2 separate regions of the Homo sapiens genome follow, and region 1 is linked to region 2. Evidence: chromatin contacts called from ENCODE Hi-C or POLR2A ChIA-PET data. All regions are on one chromosome and are shown on one strand. Each heading gives the region's core, a stretch centred on a gene start or an enhancer-like site at or near the end of the contact. The rest is flanking DNA. Distances are from core to core; before and after follow the strand shown. Region 1 overlaps GGA3 (golgi associated, gamma adaptin ear containing, ARF binding protein 3). Region 2 holds the start of TMEM94 (transmembrane protein 94).

Evidence for each region. A loop is a pair of places that touch in the nucleus more often than their neighbours do. ChIA-PET counts read pairs that join two places held with the same protein, here RNA polymerase II (POLR2A). Pooled maps may share reads with other maps.
Region 1: a pooled map shows a loop between it and region 2 (2.4-fold over the local background). The contact joins the enhancer-like site here to the promoter of TMEM94 in region 2. A Hi-C loop is called at or near these places in 2 of 50 pooled maps. POLR2A ChIA-PET finds 5 or more read pairs at or near these places in 8 of 52 experiments (H1, OCI-LY7, Panc1 and 3 more).

The regions. Positions count from the first base shown.
Region 1 is chr17:75,233,385-75,240,536 of GRCh38, reverse strand. It overlaps GGA3 (golgi associated, gamma adaptin ear containing, ARF binding protein 3), which reads left to right. Exons shown (of 17, transcript NM_138619.4): 12 at 125-195; 13 at 429-748; 14 at 966-1,162; 15 at 1,454-1,623; 16 at 1,775-1,885; 17 at 2,148-3,938. The coding sequence ends at 2,258. NUP85 (nucleoporin 85) reads right to left here. Exons shown (of 19, transcript NM_024844.5): 17 at 5,749-5,900; 18 at 5,336-5,437; 19 at 4,779-4,959. The coding sequence ends at 4,858. Among named protein-coding and RNA genes, the nearest start is that of GGA3, 25 kb to the left of the region's middle. RefSeq lists a silencer at 5,723-5,886. Within about 2 kb of position 1,701, at least 7 of the 41 ENCODE cell types and tissues checked have a DNase peak (open chromatin) inside an H3K27ac peak, as active enhancers do.
Region 2 is chr17:75,451,960-75,458,572 of GRCh38, reverse strand. TMEM94 (transmembrane protein 94) reads right to left here and starts at 1,938. Exons shown (of 32, transcript NM_014738.6): 1 at 1,822-1,938. RefSeq lists a silencer at 1,882-2,041 and enhancers at 2,192-2,241, 5,171-5,465.

The sequences.
Region 1 (7,152 bases), core at 452-2,951, 220 kb after region 2:
ACAGCTTCTCCCGGCGCCTTCACCCATTGATGTCACTTGTCACCTGACCCCTCCTCAGGCAAGGCGGGGCTAGGGCTGCCTAGCTCAGAGCCTCTTCTCATCCTGTTTTCTTCTCTATTGTCAGGCCTCGCCGACCCAGCCCCTAATGTTCCTCCCAAAGAGTCAGCTGGGAACAGCCAGTGGCACCTGCTCCAGGTAGGGGCACAGGATCGGTGACAGCACTACTGTGCCAAGGACCTCCACTTTCCAGCGTCATGTCTCCTGGGCTGCAGTTAGCTGTCCTTCCCTCCAGAGCGTGCCAGCTGCAGCGGGGAACAATGAGTGCCTCCGGGGCTGTCTTCCGTGCAGTCCTTGGAGGGCTGCGCCCCGTTCCAGCGGCAGGCCCTCCCCACCCGCCCTCGGCTCACCACCCTTTCTGTTGTTCATAGAGGGAACAGTCCGACCTGGACTTCTTCAGCCCCAGGCCGGGGACCGCTGCCTGTGGCGCCTCCGATGCTCCTCTGCTCCAGCCCTCAGCCCCCTCCTCAAGCAGCTCCCAAGCTCCACTGCCGCCTCCCTTCCCAGCTCCTGTGGTCCCAGCCAGTGTTCCTGCCCCCAGTGCGGGCTCCTCCTTGTTTTCTACTGGAGTGGCCCCAGCCTTGGCCCCAAAAGTTGAGCCCGCAGTCCCTGGGCACCATGGCTTGGCGTTGGGCAACAGCGCGCTGCACCACCTGGATGCCCTCGATCAGCTTCTAGAAGAGGCCAAAGTGTAATGAGTGGGAGGAGATGTGGGGTTGCTGAGGGTTGGGCCTGAATGTGTCAGAACCAGAGCTAACTTTGAAGGGGTGGGGGTGCCTTGTAGTCCCATCAGTCAGGCTGGAAGGCAAGGGGTGGGCCTGGGTAAGAGCATGGTCAGGGGCCTTGGGTGAGAGTCCTGCAGCTCTGGCTGGCTCTCTGACGTGCTTTCCATCCTTCCCACCTCCCAGGACCTCGGGCTTGGTGAAACCCACTACCTCCCCTCTCATCCCCACCACCACCCCAGCCAGGCCCCTCCTGCCCTTCTCCACGGGGCCCGGCAGCCCGCTCTTCCAGCCACTGAGTTTCCAGTCCCAGGGCAGCCCCCCGAAGGGGCCTGAGCTCTCCCTGGCCAGCATCCACGTGCCCCTGGAATCGATCAAGCCTAGTAGGTGTTGGAGGATTGAGGTGGGTGGGGCGGTGGGGCCTATAGCCACGGAGCTGTAGGACATGCGACAGGGATGGATCCAGGCACTCTTTGCAGGGGGTCCCTTAAAGCCAGGCAGGCCTCCCTGCCTGCATTCTCAGTCTTAAGCTCCTCACTGAGCGCCTCTCCCAGATTCCGTTAGGAAGCACTGGACTCATCATGACCACGGAGTAGCCCTTTTCTCCTCACCGCCGGGGCTCTGTTGGGTGTCTCTGGTGCTGCTCCTCCCACACTCACGTCACGTTCTTACAGGCAGTGCCCTTCCTGTGACAGCCTACGATAAAAACGGCTTCCGCATCCTCTTCCACTTTGCCAAGGAGTGTCCCCCAGGACGACCTGACGTGCTGGTGGTGGTGGTGTCCATGCTGAACACGGCTCCCTTACCTGTCAAGAGCATCGTGCTGCAGGCTGCAGTGCCCAAGGTACCAGTGTCTCCCTGGGGCCAAAACGGCCTTATCTTGACCCTGTTGTGTAGAGGCCTTTGCAGCCAGCAGGTGGCAGTGTGTGTGTGCACTGCAGGTTCCATCTGGGGGCACCTACCAGTTCTCTTCAAAGGAGTTTCTCTCTCTTTAGTCAATGAAAGTGAAGTTGCAGCCACCTTCTGGGACAGAACTCTCTCCATTTAGCCCCATCCAGCCACCTGCAGCCATCACCCAGGTCATGTTGCTGGCCAATCCACTGAAGGTGAGCAGCAAAGAACCCAGGGGTCCCAGCCTGAGGCCCCAGCTGCCCCAGATTAGGACGTCAGGCCCACCACCTCCCAGCTGGAAGTGTTTTGACTGTAGGATTGACACATCCCTTTGCTGCCTTAGGTTAAGTGTCTGAGCATGGTTGGGGGTTGCGGGGAAAAGGGACCATTCCTCTAGCACAGAGAGGGTAGCAGAATAGAGGGCGTCCTGCCAAGGGGCCGCCTGGGCTGGATCTCACTTGCTGCCCTCTGTCACAGGAGAAGGTGCGGCTTCGGTATAAGCTGACCTTCGCCCTGGGGGAGCAGCTGAGCACAGAGGTGGGCGAGGTGGACCAGTTCCCTCCTGTGGAACAGTGGGGGAACCTATGACCCCAGAGGACGCTGTGATCTCCACCTTGAAGCCAGGCAGGCTGCCCTGAGACGAGGAGGGCTCTGGTCCCGTCACTCTCCATGCCCTGACAACAGTGCTTGTAGCTTTGATGTGGAACAGGGGCCCTGGGCATTTCTGCTGAGAACCAAACTGCTGCTGTGATAACCTCTCCTTTGGCCCCTAAAAGGACCTGTTTTTATCTACCTGTGTGACTTGAAGTGGCCATATGCTGTCAGGGGTGCGGAGTGGCCCCTGACTTCACTGCTGTCCCGGGAACATGGACCCCCAGGCTTGGCGTAGGTGTTTGCTTCCTTCTACTGGCATTCACTGAAGCCACTGGGGTGGGGGGTGGGGGGTGGGAGTCTCTAAAGAGAGACTGTCATGGGTCATTCCCCACAAGAGCCACATCCTCACACCTGACAGATGCACGGCCCAAGGGGCTGCAGCCCTGTTGCAATTCCATGCTTCCCCCGCCAACCAGCTCCTGCTGCCATCCCCAGGGAGGTGGCCCAGGAAGGTGCCTGGCCCAGAATAAGGAACTGGCATACTGCAAAGTCCCCAGCCCTGCCTCTGGTGGACAGCATCGTCCTGGAATGGCCACGGAGTGATGAGTTGTGTGCTTGTCCCTGGCAGTGGCAGGCTGTGTCCTATGGACATCTTGGCAGGACATGGAATTTGGCCTCATGACAGGCCCAACTAGGGATAGGAAGGAAAATGAAGAGAGCCAGTATTTCCCCTTCTCCAGAAGCAGGTACTCAGCTTTCTGGGAAAAGCGTGCCTCCAGCCGTGGGGACAGGCCATCCTACTGACTACCTCTTGCTTGGCATGAAATAAACTGCTATCCTCCCCTTGGAATCTACCGCCACTCTACATCCTACTGCTTTGGCCTCCCTCTCCTCTCACCAGATGGCATGTGGTGTGGCACCTGTGGCTGGACACAGGAGGCCTCAGGATCACAAATGTTACACTAGACATATGTCCTAATGTGCTGCCCAGAAACCTCAACTGTTCCCCAGCTACTGAGGGGCACTGTCAGCGAGATGTTGGGTCTGGAGGTGATGAGATCGGGCCACACTTGAGCTGAGTCACCAGACCCTATTGCTTCAACAGTGCTTGGCCCCCGCCAGCTTGTCCCAGCCACTCTAGCTGCTGGATGTGATCCTGGGACATGTACTCCAAGCCTCCGTCACAAAAAAAAAATCACCAGCTGCCATAGACACGGGGGAAGCTTGCGGAGCCCAGGTGAACAAGCTCAGCAATCGGACATCTCTGGGGAAAGGAAGGTGGCACAGACCATGTTCCCTGGTTCCTCCCTGCCCCTTGCCAGGCTTCCTTATTCCTTACTATGGGAAGAGGTCATATCCCTTCCCTGCCCCTCGCTGTCTTTAGCAAGCAGGTTTCACTGCTTCATTAGAAGAGGACAAGTCAAAAGTGAATCATTTTTCACTACTTAAGGAATAAATCCAAGAGCTTTCCAGAGACTGGCTGCTGCAGCCCTGGGAATGTCTGTGGAATTACTATGTGGAAATGGAACTTTGTGTTATGCTCTAGACATTACAGTTATTTGAGTGTTACTCGTTACTGTTGAGGTCAGTGCTTCGTGGCAAATGGCTGTACTGGATATCCCAGCTCTGCTGCCCTTGTTTTGCTGCATGTTAAATAAAACCATTTTCACTGTACTTGGAATCTTCCTAGTATAGACGCCATTCACCCTGATGGAGGAAAAGGTACCACCTATGAATTCTAGATATACATGAGGACAGCCTATGATAGAACTGCCCAAGGTTTTTGTTAAAAGTGCGGGTTCCTGTACGCTTATATTTTAAGGGAACTAAATAACCAAAATGTTAAGTGTTCCAGAAGAGGTGAGGCAAGATTTCAGAAGCACAAGTATACCACCAAGCGTTCTTGTTCAGACTTCCAAGACACTGCAGTCACCACAACTTTGGGGTTTTTTTTTTTTTTTTTTTTAAACAGAGATGGAGTCTCCCTATGTTGCCCAGGTTGGTCTCAAACTCCTGGGGTTGAGGGATCCTCCCAAAGTGCTGGGATTACAGGACGTGAGCCACTGCACCCGACCTGGGGGGTGATTTCTTATCTAAGGAGGCACAGGAAGACAGTTGCGTATCAGAACATAAAACAAGGCCGGGTGTGGTGGTTCACGCCTGTAATCCCAGCACTGTGAGAGGCCAAGGCGGGCAGATCACAAGGTCAGGAGTTTGAGATCAGTCTGGCCAACACAGTGAAACCCCATCTCTACTAAAAATACAAAAAAATTAGCTGGGTATGGTGTGCACTTATAATCCCAGCTACTTGGGAGGCTGAGGCAGGAGAATCACGTGAACCCTGGAGGCGGAGGTTGCAGTGAGCTGAGATCGTGCCATTGCACTCCAGGCCAGGCAACAGTGCAAGACTCCGTCTCAAAAAAAAAAGAACATAAAACAAGCATTTTTTAATCTCTTACCACCTCAGGTTCAGACTAGACAGATAAAAAATTCCCTGGGTGGACTCTAAGAACCTACATTTGCAAAACAACATTTATTCTTTTAAAAAAATCTATATACATTGCCATACAAAGATACCACATTGAAGCAGTTCTCAGGAACCTTCCAGTGAGCCTTCTCTTATAATTGCCCGAGCAAGATTTCGTGCCAGAGAAAGTCTCAGCATTTCCACCTTGGTGGTCTCTATGTCATCATCCTGCAAAGCAGAGAGCGCCAGCATGAGCTAAGAGCAGGAAGGAGCCCTTTCACACTCCCGAAGGGTCTAGCTAATCCAAAGGTAGAGGGCACTTAACATTCATAGTAGCTTCCAGCAAATTATCGATGTAAAAGAAAGCAATACCAAAGGGCCATACTGGAAATGATGAACAGCAAAGAACAAAATGTAGAGATGAGAACACTAGAATCCCTGATTTTCTCCTAAAAGAAGGTGGTGTGTGAATTACACAGGTTAAGGGGAACAGAGGCACATGTGTCCATAGGAGCCAGTGTTTCTGGAGGGAAGGGGAAGCCTGAGATAGAGGGAGCCTTTTCCCACCTCCATGTGGAACCATCAACCCAAAAGTGAAAATGACCTGGAGCTGCTCGGTATCAGATTCTCCATGCACAGGTCTTCTTGACGTCAAGTCCTCCAGACACCGCATCAACTCATAAGTCTGTTCTGCTGAGAAAATCACCTAGGGAAGAGAGCCTGCCTTGCTTGGCTGCCCCCAGCCCTGGCCTGCATTGGTTGGGGCAGGGGCCCATGTTCGGACGTTCTTCCTTTCATACCCTTCGCAATAGTGTGCTTTGTATACGAATACCTCATTTCAAATCAAGCAGTGTTTGTTTCCTGTGTGAGTCTGGAATCCCAGAGAGGGCGCTAAGGGGAATACACGCGCACAGGCAGAACGACAAAGGAGGAAACACGCACATCGGCAACAGCTATACAACTAAGCTCTAGCAGGGACTGACAAGCAAAGAAAACCACTGCTGCTGCAACCTTCACCTGTTTCTGTTCCAAAAGGGGCAAGGCGTCTGTCAGCAGAGTCATCCAGAAAGACCGAGGGGCAATCCGAGACGTCATCAAGGACAGAAGGAGAGAAGCTGCGTCGGCAAAACGCTTCTCCCCGTACATACGGTGGAACTCGCGATACTTTCCTATGGCGAAACAAGAGCACTGAGTAACCTGCATATTCCCCCAAATTGCCCAAGTGACACCTACAAAAGTCACCCTGGCCCTAAACAGGAGAAGAAAAACCTCAGACCAGCCACTCCACAAAGCAGGAGATTTTTTTCTGTCTCCAAACTCATAGGTCCCAATGAGATGCAGACCAAGAGCATTCAAAACAGACTTGGAAGAACTCCGAAGAGCCAAATCTGGGGAAACATCAGAGTCAAAATACATAACAAGAGTCATGGATTAAAAGAGATTGACTAGGCCAGGCGTGGTGGCTCATGCCTATGCCTGTAACCCCAGCACTTTGGGAGGCCGAGTCAGGTGGATCACCTGAGGTCAGGAGTTTGAGACCAACCTGGCCAACATGGTGAAACCCCATTTCTACTAAAAATACAAAAATTAGCCGGGTATGGTGGCATGCACCTGTAGTCCCAGCTACTCAGGAGGCTGAGGAGGAAGAATGGCTTGAACCCGGGAGGTGGAGGTTGCAGTGAGCCAAGATTGTACCACTGCACTCCAGCGTGGGCGACAGAGTGAGACTCCGTCTCAAAAAAAAAAAAAAAAAGAAGAAACATGGAGGCACTGGCCAGGCACAGTAGCTCACACCTGTAATCCCAGCACTTTGGGAGGCCGAGGCGGGCGGATCACTTGAGGTCAGGAGTTCCAGACCAGCCTGACCAACATGGTGAAACCCCATCTCTACTAAAAATACAAAAATTAGGCGGGGCGCAGTGGCTCACGCCTGTAATCCCAGCACTTTGGGAGGCCGAGGCAGGCGGATCACAAGGTCAGGAGATCAAGACCATCCTGGCTAACACGGTGAAACCCCATCTCTACTAAAAATACAAAAAATTAGCTGGGTGTGGTGGCGTGCGCCTGTAGTCCCAGCTACTTGGGAGGCTGAGGCAGGAGAATTGCTTGGACCCGGGAGGCGGGGGTTGCAGTGAGCCGAGATCACGCCACTGCACTCCAGCCCGGGTGACAGAGTGAGACTCTGTCCCCAAAAAATAAATAAATAAAATACAAAAATTAGCCAGGTGTGGTTCCGCGTGCCTGTAATCCCAGCTACTTGGGAGGCTGAGGCACGAGAATTGCTTGAAGTCAGGAGGTGGAGGTTGCAGTGAGCCTGGCAGCCTGGGCCACAGAGCGAGTAAGATTCTGTCTCAAAAAAAAAAAAAAAGAAAAAATAAAAGAAAAGAAGAAAGAAAGAAAGAGAAAGAGAAAGAGAAAGAA
Region 2 (6,613 bases), core at 689-3,188:
AACACAGGCACATGCCACCATGCCCAGCTAATTTTTTTGGTTTTCTTGTCAGTGTGTTGCCCAGGTTGATCTCAAACTCCTGGGCTCAAGCAGTCCTCCCACAGCAGCCTCCCAAAGTGCTGGGATTACAGGCATTACTTTGACTCTTTTGAACCTTACTAGTGCCATTGCTTTAAATTTTTTTATTTATTTGTATTCTTTTAGTTATGCCTCAGGATCTAACTTTTTTTTTAAACTACCTCTTCAGAATACCAAGATCAGCTCTTCTTTTGCCAAAAGTACTATAAAGAGATACCACAGTGCCATTTCTTCTCTCTTCAATGGCTCTCAATCTTTTTCTGCCTCCACGCTGTTCCTGTATGCAACGCGTTCCTGTTAATAACATCTCTAATGACACTGTAATGGTTCCCAAAAACCAAGGAAGAGGCATACCTTCCTCTTACTCTGCCTCTCGCTGCCCTGAGAATCACTAAAATAATTTACGCCCCCAATACAGACAGAGACTACAATGAATATTAATACAAGAAGTCTGCCAGAGAACTACCTGCTGGCTTCTTAAAATTACTGAATGCAAACCAGGTATGAAGACCCTAGTCATTGCCAGGAAGCATAGGAGGATCCTACTTTTAATGCCCATCGCTTTTAATGCCCAGAGCCACCCTGCAAGAGCTCAGGGGAGTCAGGGAACTTGATCTCCTCAGGTCACACCTAGGAAACAACTAGGTCTAGCGGATAAAGAACTCAAGCCCCTGGACTTTCGGATTCTAGTTTGGCTCTAGGTGACCCTGGCCTTGCCTCTCCGAACAATCTCCACATCTGCAAAATGAAAATGTTAAAACTGCCCCCTCCCTGCTTCCATCTTCCAAGATTACCTGCGGAATAACAACTATGTCACTAAAGCTGAGCGTCTTGGATAAATCATGAGAAAAAGATCCTTCTCTCCAATGCATACACCCACATAGCAGAAGGAAAACAGATTCCATAACGAGCTCCCTCCTTTTTTCCCTCAAGAGCCACCGAAAAACTCAGGAGAGAGGGTGGGATGTAGCAGCACGTGACCAAGGCAACGCCAAAGTTTAGCCCGCGGTGACACACCAATGAAAGAGCGGGGCTTTGCTTGCATCTGGCGCTGGGCAGCGGGCAGGGGCCGCATCGTGGCATGCTAGGAACCAGGAGACCTGGGCTCCAGGGGTGTGCGGTACAGGAACGAGGGCATTCCACAGGAGTCACTTTATCCGATGGCATGGATGGTGAGCTTCCGAGGAGCCTGAAAACGCTTCTGGAAAGGCGGAAAGAAAAAAAAGCCCGCTCCAAACTGCAAGATCAGGGATGGCTGCCAGGAGCCCCTCGGCCGGCTCCATCCAGCTGGGGACGGCCGCGCGAGGACCCCGGGCGGCTGCGGAGAGCGCGCGCAGGCGGGACAACGGTCTTTATTTAGGTCGGGGATGAGGACTCCCAGGGGCCTCGAAATAAATACTCAGGGCGTCGGCGTTGGGAGCCCTCTGGGCCAGGGCCTAGGCACGACAGACCTGGGGCAGGGATTCTTTGTTGGCGAGAGGCTTTATTTCTGGCGAGAGACCCCACAATGGACCAATCCAGGGCTGAGAGCAAGAGTCTGAAGACTCGGGGGAAGGCAATGGTCAAGAGCTGGAGACTAGAGCCAGTCCCTGGACTCCCCCTCAGGAGGCATCCCCTTAAGCCGTTCTCTGGGTGCAGACCCCAGACTCCCCTTTCCTTGGCCAAGAATCCAAAGGACGCGCAAGGCCGAGCCCCACGCCCCCTTGCTCCCCACTTTCGGGCCACGGGCCTTCTCGTACTTACCGGGGCCCCGGGGCTGGTCTTCCTCGCCCGCGTCCTCTCCCCTCCCAACCCCCTCCTCACTTCACGTCCCCTCCTCCGGGGGCCGCAGCCATGTCCGTTACTGGCAACTCTAAGGGGGCTTGCCTCCCTTCCGGGCAACAGAGGCGCCGGCCAGAGAGCTAAAGTTCAGGCCACCGATTGGTCAGGATTTGAGAATAGGGGGAATTCTGGCTTCTTATTGGCTACGCGGCGTGCTAGGCTGTAGCTGCAACCGCCCCTCTGGGAGCCTGGCGGAATTAGGTGCCGAGTGATGCGGCCGGGAGAGTGAAGAGCCACTGTCCTTTCCTGTGCGTAAAGCTCAGGCAGTTTCTAGTCCAGAAACCCTGACCAGAGGGCATGGCTTTACCTCCGATTCGTTTTCCTACAGAATTATTCTAAAAAGATAGACGGCGCGCCCCACCTTTTTTCCCTTTCTTTTTAAAATAAGCCCTTTGCAGAGCTCCCCGCCTCTCTTAAGTTCTTCTAAGCTCCCTCCTTGTTGCCTTGAACAAATGCCTAGAGGCTGCCCGCTCCGAGAGGCCTTGGAGGGACTCCCTCAGGACGAATATTGCGTCCAAACCAAATCTAGAAAATCTAAGGCAATACTGCAATTCCCCCCTCCCGCTTCCAGCTCGGCTGAAATCTAAAGGGAAAAACAAGTTAAATTTTTTTTCTAGGTAATTAGATAAATCGCCTGGGAGACCTCTCTTGGGAAAACAAAGCAAGCCTGTGTCAGTATTTACTTCTCTTTTCCCAGAGATCTAAGTCTGGAAGGCTTGTTTAAAAAAAACAAAAACAAAAAAACAAACAAAAACTTGTTTATATAATTGGGAAAGAGCTGAGGTTGGCCTTGTGAAGTAAGAGCCCCTTCCCACATTCATGAGTTTAATTACGTAATTAAAATCCCTTTCTCAGCTGGACAAGAAGATGGCATTTTAGTACCTAATCTTGTATGACCCAGTTTAGCTGTTGCCTAAAACGCCATAAGAATCATGTCACTAACCTGCACACAAAAACTGATAGTTCACCTTTGCAAATAGGTCCAAATCTTTCTGCCTGATGTTCAAAGTCCTTCATAAATTGACTCAGACATACGTTTCCAGGTCTAAGTCCCCACAGGCTAAACTATTCCTGCAGCCACATAGATTAACCACCATTCTTTAAACGTGACAGAGACCTTTCCACCTCTGCTCCTTCGTCACATGGTTGGTTCCCTACGCTTTGCTTTAAAGGTTCTTTTTTTCTTTTTTTTTTTGAGACGGAGTTTCGCTCTTGTCGCCTAGGCTGGAGGGCAATGGCTTGATCTCGGCTCACTGCAACCTTCACCTCCCGGGTTCAAGTGATTCTCTTGCCACGGCCTCCGGAGTAGCTGGGATTACAGGTGCCTGCCACCATACCCAGCTAATTTTTGTATTTTTAGTAGAGACAGGGTTTGAACATGTTGGCCAGGCTGGTCTCAAACTCCTGAGCTCAGGTGATCCACCTGCCTCGGCCTGCCAAAGTGCTGTGATTACAGGCGTGAGCCACCGCACCCAGCCTGACGGTTCTTTCTTATCAGTAAAGCCAGCATGCAAATAAATACTTAATCAACCTAAAGGCCCACCTCAAATGCTACCTTTCTTGACTTTTATTTTTTCTTGTATGTATGTACATATTTATTTATTTTTAGAGCAGGGTATCACTCTGTCACCCAGTCTGGCAAGTGCAGTGGTGCCATCATAGCTCACTGCAGCCTCGAACACCTGGGCTCAAGCAATCCTCCCACCTCAGCCTCCTGAGTAGCTAGGACTACAGGTGCGAACCACCACACCCAGCTAATTTTTTTATTTTTTATAGAGATGGGGTCTTGCTATGTTGCCCAGGTTAGTCTCAAACTCCTGGCCTCAAGCAATCCTCCTGCCTCAGCCTCCCAAAATGCTGGGATCGCAAGTGTGAGCCACCACTCCCAGCCTCTCCCTGGGTTTTAGTCATTGACTCTCTCTATATATAATGCTGGGCCTCCTTCTCTGTGTCTGCATTGCCACCTTTGCAAAAGTCTGCTTTATACAGCATTGCTCTTTTTGTAAGACCTCAAACTCCCTGCGGGCAGCTGGCTTATCTTAGCAGTTTCCACAGCACCTTACTTGCTGCCTTGTATCCATTAACATTTGTTGAATTGAGCTAGCAGGCTACCTATATATTACATCTTTCCACTTGACCCCTTAAGATCTAGTTGGCTGCCTTTGGAAGATTAACAAATGTAGCACAGTCACTTCACTTTGAACCTCTCAGCCCCCTCTGGCCACACTGGTTTTTCAGCTCCACTGGGTTTTATGAATATCACTCAATGAAATTGCACTGAATGCCTGCTAGTTTCAAGGGCTCTGCAACTCTCCATCTGCCTGACCACTTCCTCTGTCAGTCCCCTCAGCCATAAAATTTTGCTACATGAGTAAATCAAATCACTCAAGCCAGAACATGCCAATGTGCCCACTCTAAATTCACCCTGAATTAGCTTTGCAGATCTGAGGTCCCTTAACCAAGTCTTGTTGGTTGTCTAGCAACCCCAAGCAGCTATACCAATCCTTCTTCATTTTTCTGAAGCTTCCCGTGTCTTCAGATGAGTACCAAGATGAGTCTATTGAGAAGAAGACCAAGGCCTTCCCTTGGAGATTTCTCATCTACTTCATCCACTTCTCTTTCCCTTTCTATGTTCCTGCAGGAAGACAGCCTTTTCCTCCTTTTCCCCATCTGTGTTCTCAGTCCCTCCCCCTCCAGCCTTACATGCCATTTCCCTTAGCTCAGGAGTGTTCAATCTTTAGGCTTCCCTGGGCCATGTTGGAAGAAGAATTGTCTTGGGCCACACATAAACTACACTAACACTGCTGGGCACGGTGGCTCACGCCTGTAATCACAGCACTTTAGGGGGCTGAGGCGGGCAGATCATCTGAGGTCAGGAGTTCGAGACCAGCCCGGCCAATATGGTGAAACCCTGTTTCTACCAAAAAATACAAAAATTAGCAGGGCATGGTGGTGCATGCCTGTAGTCCCAGCTACTCGGGAGGCTGAGACAGGAGAATCACTTGAATCCAGGAGGCGGAGGTTGCAGTGAGCCAAGATCGCGCCACTGCACTGCAGCCTGGGTGACAGAGCAAGACTCCGTCTCACAAAAAAAAAAAAAAAAAAAAAAAGAAGAAGAAATGTGTTCAAGAGATAGTTAGCAGGTAGAACAGGCACAGTCTAGTGGCTGGACTTAAGGTTTAGGGTGAAGGAGGAAGGGATAACTCGATTTCTGCACCTCAGATCTCATATCATCTGAGTTACAATGACAGAAGCTACCTCTGCCAGCTCCAGATTACCTGGTCAAGGCCAATTTAGAGCATAGTACTGGACAAAGCATCAGCGAGAAAACACTCTTGTTTATCTATAAGATTTCCCTTCATCTAAACAGAGATATGAGAAGTGAGTCAGAAACGAGAGTGATCCAGCAGGACTCATTCAGGCTGTTGAGCCAGGAATGACGTGCAGAATCACACACAAGCAGGGCAAGGTCCTCCCACACCCTGACCTGAGCATCCTTCCTCATTGCACCTTTCTTTTTTTTTTTTTTTTTTTTGAGACTGAGTCTCGCTCTATCACCCAGGCTGGAGTGCAGTGGCGCGATCTTGGCTCACTGCAACCTCCGCCTCCAGGGTTCAAGTGATTCTCCAGCCTCAGCCTCCCCAGTAGCTGGGATTACAGGCATGTGCCACCATGCCCGGCTAATTTTTGTATTTTTAGTAAAGATGGGGTTTCACCATGTTGGTCAGGCTGGTCTTGAACTCCTGACCTCGTGATCCACCCACCTTGGCCTTCCGAAGTGATGGGATTACAGGCGTGAGCCACCGCACCTGGCAGCCATCTTTTCAACCTAGTCATTTGTTTAAAAGTAACAGGAGTAGGCTGGGTGCAGTGGCTCACTTCTGTAAGCCCAGTCCTTTGGGAGGCTGAGGTGGGTGTATCACCTGAGTTCAGGGATTCAAGACTAGCCTGGCCAACATGGTGAAACCCTGTCTGTACAAAAATACAAAAATTAGCTGGGCGTGGTGGTGGGCACCTGTAATCCCAGCTACTCCGGAGGCTGAGGTGGGAAACTCACTTGAAGCTGGGATGTGGAGGTTGCAGTGAGCCGAGATAGCTCCACTGCACTGCAGCCTGGGTGACAAAGCAAGACTCCATCTCAAAAAAAAAGAAAAGAAAAAAAGGGAGCTGGGTCCGGTGGCTCATGCCTGCATGCCTGTAATTCCAGCACTTTGGGAGGCAGAGGTGGGCAGATTGCTTGAGCCTAGGAGTTCAAGACCCACCTGGGGAACATAGCGAGATGCCTTCTCTATTAAAAAATTTTTCAAAAGAGAAAAAAGTATATAATAAAAAAGAAATAATGGGCTTCGAATCACACAGGGGAAAGGTTTGGAGGGAGATAGCAATGGATGAAGACAGAGGCTGGCATTCGGGGTCGGGACTGAGGATACTTGCAATGTGAGGCCTGGTGAAATTATCTGAGCCGTTGATTCTTGAACAGGTAGTTCCCATGTTCAGCTTGCTCCATCGGCAAGAGCCTTCTGCCTAGGCCGGGCGCGGTGGCTCCCGCCTATAATCCCAGCACTTTGGGAGGCCGAGGCGAGCGGATCACGAGGTCAGGAGATCGAGACCATCCTGGCTAACACGGTGAAACCTCGTCTCTACTAAAAATACAAAAAAAAAATTAGCCGGGCGTGGTGGCGAGTGCCTGTAGTCCCAGCTACTTGGGAGGCTG